2 separate regions of the Mus musculus genome follow, and region 2 is linked to region 1. Evidence: chromatin loops called from intact Hi-C (ENCODE). Cell type or tissue: gastrocnemius. All regions are shown on one strand. Links, peaks and the distances in the headings refer to the core of each region. The heading gives the core; the rest is flanking DNA.

Region 1 (2,807 bases), core at 225-2,724:
TCTCAGGCCTCTACCTTCTGTCTCCCCTGAAGGTGCGTTCAGTAGTAGTAGTAGTAGTAGTGGTAATGGTAGTGGTAGTGGTAGTGGTAGTGGTAGTGGTAGTAGTTCTCTCTTGGATGGTAAATCTCAATCCTGGAGGCCTTCAAAAGTATGGTGTGTTCTTATTTTTACTGTAGCAAGCATAGGCCCAGTTGTGCAAATGGACCCAGGTCAGAGCATCTTGTGTGCAGCATTGGGCTCCATCTGTGCCTCTGCTGTGGCTCTCACATGTCCTCTCTGCTCTGCTCTCCCTCACACTCTGACTCACCCTTGTGTCTTACACACACCCTGATAATCCAGGATTCTCTCGCCACACCTGGATCCCTGGCATAATCACACCTGCAAAAGCCCTTTTGTCTTTGTTCGGTTGGGTCTGTAGGTAGCCCTGTAGCTGCGGCACTGGGTGGTTCTCTCAGTCCTTTGAGGACTACACTGAAGTCCTCTGAAATGTTCTTTTATTTTTTTTTAGTCCAAGTAATCTGGAGGTATGTCTCAGATGAGCGCCTCTAGATGCTCCACGAAACCAGATGAGCTAGCTCAGAATGTTCTGGAGTGGTAGGCAGCTTGGTTTGCACCTCTTCCCAGGCCAGCCAGCTTCCCTTTCTCCTTCCTCATTTGTGCTTGGCTGGGAGGCGCTGAGGGAAGGGAAGGACGCTTTATCCCCATCCCTTGGCACTCAGGGCCTGGTCTTTGAAAGGCCTGCAGATCTCCCTGAAGACATCTGTGAATGCTAGTGTGATACCCCCCACTCCACCCTACCTCAGGACAAAAAAAGCCTGGTTCAAAGAAGCTGTCGGCATTGGTCAGCTGGTTTTCATAAGGCTTAAAGCAGTGGTTCTCAACCTTCCTAATGCTGTGACCCTTTAATACACTTCCTCGTGCTGTGGTGACCACCCCCCCAACCAATAAATTGTTTTTGTTGCTACTTCATAACTATAATTTTGCTGCTGTTAGGGATCTTCATGTAACTATCTGTTTTCTGACGGTCTTCAGCGACCCTGTGAAAGGCACATTCAACCCCTCAAAGTGGTCTCTGGCTTAGGAGGCCGTGTTAATGGTTTATCCCGTCTTCCCTTGGTCTCCAACTCTGCATCACGTGGCTTGCTCCTCCTTGGTTGTAGCTGTGGCAGTTAAGCCCCTCAGCCTTCAGCCCTGACTGGAACAAGTCTCTAGACTTCTCAGTTTGAGTTGAGCCTTTCACTCTGCCTTGGGGCTCAGTCCCCATGTGGTCTGTACCTGGGAAGGGGACAGGGAACAGCCTGCTTGTCACTCTGAAGCTGATTTGGTGCCACCCTCACCGGATGGCACCTTTGATTACATTTCAGGAGGTAGCAGACTATAAGGGTGATGAGGGTAATCTCTGAGATCCAGAGAGCTGTGTGAGAGAGGAAGGTCACAGTGTACCAGCAGAGGGCGCCCAAGGGAGGCCTTGGGTCCTACACTTGGGTCCTGACACTGGGGGTGCACTGGGGCCCTGCTGGCATATGAGTTAAATTGCTGAATTGACAGGAAGCCCTGTAGTTCTACCTGGTGTGACATTCTTATCTCAAAGTTACTGAGTGTCTCAGCATTCCTCTGCTGAGAGTCCCCATATGCTAACGACTTACCCTCTCCTTGTATTTTTTGTTATGGTGTGTATTTTTGTCGAGGCTGACTTCAAATTCTCAGCACCCCTGCCTTAACCCACCCCCAGGTGCTGGGAATATAGACATGTATCTCATGCCCAGCCTGAATGGCAGTTTCTTCTGAAAATACAATGCTTCCTCTTAAATTTCTGTTCTTGGAGCCTTGGGAATCTTCGGCTCTGGGAACTTTTGCTCTGTCTTCGCCATCTCGCTCTGAGCAGTAGTCGTGATGCCCAGGGCCACCCGGTGCTCTCTGTTGAGCTCGGTTATAAATTGTGCACACAAACATGCTTGGGGAGACTGATTTTAAGCTGTTCATTTGAAAATCAAGCTTGGTAAATAACCCCCACCCCCAATCACTTCAGTAAAAAGACTTTGCATGTGGGTTAGGCAGCGGGAGTCTCCAGACTGCGTTCAGAACAGCTGAGAGATGTAGTGTTTAGTCTACGTAGTCGGGTCTAATAATCCGAGCATTTTAATTTCTGAAACAGGGTTCAGGTTGAAGAGACGGTTCAGTGGTTAAGACTACTGTTCAGGAGGGGAATCTTCCATTCCTAGCCGCTGTCGTCTCAGCTCGAAGGAACGGAAGTCCTCTTGCCTCCCTGGGCATTGCACACTAGTGTCATGGTCATCAGAAGTCACTGGGCAGGCAGGATGGCTCAGTGAGTAAAAAGGCTTGCCGCAAAGCCCAAGGACCTGAGTTTGATCCGTAGACCCATATGAGTGAAGTCGTTCCCAGAGGTTGTATGCACACACACACACACACACACACACACGAGGCTTACATACACTAGGTGGGAAAGGGGTTTTGTTGACTGTATAAAGTTCTCTTTTACAAGACTGTTACCTGTAGCTGAAGCTGGCACACGACTGAGAGTTGCTCCACTGAGCATGGAGGATGCGCTAATGAGCGTGGCAAGTCCCCCAACCCCCATGGTCTGTTTAGATTAGACAGGCAGTCTAGAGGGAAACCAGTGGGCCAGTCTATCTCCCTAACTGGGCTCCCTCTCTCCCAGCCCCCACAGTGGAGAAGGAAGTCTGACAAGGCAGCCAATGAAACTCAACTCCAGCTATGTCATGTATGCGCCTGGAGCCCCTGTCCTGTGAACGAGAGGGAACAGGGTGGAAACACCTCTCCCAGCA
Region 2 (2,807 bases), core at 187-2,686, 390 kb after region 1:
TAAGCCTTGGCTGTCTTCCTGACCTCCTCATGGGTCAGGATGTGGTTCCATCAAGGCTGGGTTCTGCCCACTGCTGCTGCTGTTGGCTGACTCTAGCCTCCCTGTGTTCCCAAGAAGAGTAAAACCACATCTTGATATTTGCTGGTTGCTTTAGTGTCTCATTAGCAGCTCAGCTATGCTTAAATTTGAGTGGAGGTCTCATTAATTAATTTGTGAATGGAGGTTCTCTGTAGAGTTGCCCCATTCTTGTTTTTCTTGATGGGTGCCTACCAGCATTTTTAAGAATGGAAAGTTCAAGCTAGTATTCTAATAAGGATTTTTTTTTTTTTTTATCATTACTATCACTAGGCTTCTCAGAGTCTGTGAGACAATGAGGTAGGCTGGGGACCTGCCACCATCATTAGAAAAGCAATAGGCTTCCAATTCCATCACCTGACTACTATCCAGTGGTGTTTATTAAAGAAGTAGATTAGAGGCAAGACCAGGCCACATGGAGGCCAGGCGAGAAACACACTCCAGGAGCAAAGCCTGTATCTTCTCTAACTTGCTTTCTTACCACCTGAAATATCCCTTTTTTTTTCCTTCATTTTCTTCAGTTTTCAAGATGTTCCTTGGTATAAATTTCATCAGATCCTTATACCATTTGGGGGTCTCTCAGCTAAAACTCATAGGCATATGCTATTTGCTAAATTTGGAAATATTCCAGCTCTGTGAGTCTCAGCCCCACCCTCCTGTTCTTTCTGGGTCTCTGACAACCAGGCAGAAAAAGGAGAAAGAAAATGTATTCAGATAGAGAAGCCCCTAGCCTCACTAGTGAACGTGAACAAGGTCGGATGCAGGAGGCATTTTCACTGAAGGTGTGCTCATGTTTTAGTCTTTTTTTTAGAAGAGAAGACAATTAGTTCAGCCCTTATGGACTGAAACAGGATTTATCCACAACTTCTTCAGTTATAATGACGTATAAAGATTACCGGGTAATTGTAAGATTTCTTCATCAAGCATTCTGAAGATAACATTCTAAAGGGATTCTAATCAAGGAAATGTACCCTGACAAACACTTTCCTAATTAAAATGCAAATCAAGATCCACGGAAGTAAATACCCTTACTAAAGTTCACTGCGTAGAAAAGGGAGTAGTTTTGTTGTTATTTGTGGTCTTGGGGCTTGAACCTAGACTACTGCATGCCTGGCAAGCATTCTCCTAGAGCCCCACCTCCAGCAGAGAGAGAGGGGGCTTTATTTATTTTTAAATAAAGCTTTTCAAAATGATGAGGAATTCTACCTATGCCTTAGTTAACGGTGTTTGTATTTAATGCTTCAAGATACAAGTTACATGGGTTTTACTGCTATTATTTTTGAAATTAAATCAAAAGTAAGTTTTGTTGTTGATACAAACATTTTTCATGCGGGTAAACTGGATTTAAATCATGTAATGTGTACAATTACTTCATCCATTTCCAGGTGCTCAGAGTTTGACTGGTTTGAATTTTTGGAAACATTTATGAGAACAAATTAAGCAAATATTCTATGCCAGGAAAGCCTCTTCCCACAGAAGAGTCAGAAAATCCTAGAGAAATACTGACCCCCAGTGGCCGCACTGGGCAGTGATTGGCAGCAACCCAGCAACCTGAATATACAGCAAAGCTGTGTTCTTTTGATGTGTTTCTTAACAGAGGCAGTAGCAATCGTGGAAAGTTTTTGGTCTCCACATTTTATATTTAAAAACATAAAAACTGTTTGGGCTGAATTTACCAGCCATTCTCAATTAATGACTGACAAGCATAATAATTTGTCATTCAGTTTAAATTAGGTGAATGGCATCCACTCAAAATTATATAGACTCCTGGCCACTTAGAACAACAGACTGAAATCTGTACTTATAAGCTATTCAGACAAAAAGCAGATGCGTTTGCTATCATCAAAATACAATACAAACACAGGGCACAACAAAGTACTTTGTTTTTTGTTCAAACATCCCCTCAGGCTCATGCATTTGAACACTTGCAGGTCTCCCTCCAGCTGGTGGCTCTGTTTGAATAAGGGCTACAACCTCAGCAGGTGGTACCTTGCTGGGGGAAGGAGTCCCTGGGGTGGGCCCTTAGGGTTTAGCCTAGCACGGCAGGCCACAGTCTCCCAGGATGTCTGGCAGTCTCAGTAGCCTGCTACCATGCTATCTTATACCTGCTACCATGTCTTCCTGGACAGACTCTGCCCCCAAAGCAGCTACAAGGCAAAAATGTTCTTCCCATAGTGTGCTTCTCAGGACCTCAGTGGTGAAAAGTGACGGAGGTCTTCTAATTCTACAACATATATGCCGAACACACTTCTTCCACTATGATTCCTTGCATTTCTACAGCTTGGAGCTCATGACTGATTTAAGAGAAATTAGAAAAGTATGCAAAAATTTAAAAATCTATCAAAACTTCCTGATTTTTTTCATACATAGTCATGTAAAGACAAAACTCCTTTATAACTCTAAAGGCATTAGGTTCTTATTCATTTTGACTGATTTCCTTTTGATCCGGGTCCCTTGGCGGCACCCTAAACTGAGCTTGAATTCATGGTGACCCTCCTGCCTCATCCTCTCAAGAGCTATTAATATAAGATTGAGGTGCCACATGCAGGCTAAGGCTTCAAAAGAAAACATTGTGTGGATTGTGTGCAGAAGTTCAGAATCACTGTAGTGTGTCATTTTCAAAGGCTTTGTCTCCCAGGGCTGGAGAGATGGCTCAGCAGATTACAACATTTGCAGCAATTCCAGAGAATCCAGTTTTGGATTCTCAGCTCACGTGTTGACTCCCGCCCATC

Evidence for each region. Hi-C counts contacts between places; a loop is a spot of excess contacts. Peaks named below come from ENCODE experiments on the same cell type or tissue, not always from the same donor. Only the 100,000 strongest peaks of a DNase experiment are listed, where the experiment ranks them.
Region 2: a loop joins it to region 1, with 4 times the contacts of the local background. A loop is called at or near these places in 3 of 42 quality-filtered maps.

What each region holds. Positions count from the first base shown.
Region 1 is chr10:70,172,039-70,174,845 of GRCm38, forward strand. The region is part of intron 5 of Ccdc6 (coiled-coil domain containing 6); the gene reads left to right. Among named protein-coding and RNA genes, the nearest start is that of Mrln, 31 kb to the right of the region's middle. In gastrocnemius, for the core only: a CTCF peak has its summit at 1,451 (motif pointing right); a DNase peak (open chromatin) is centred at 1,453; H3K27ac peaks cover 233 bases.
Region 2 is chr10:70,562,254-70,565,060 of GRCm38, forward strand. The region is part of intron 4 of Phyhipl (phytanoyl-CoA hydroxylase interacting protein-like); the gene reads right to left. Among named protein-coding and RNA genes, the nearest start is that of Phyhipl, 36 kb to the right of the region's middle. In gastrocnemius, for the core only: a CTCF peak has its summit at 1,585 (motif pointing left); DNase peaks (open chromatin) are centred at 1,593 and 2,103.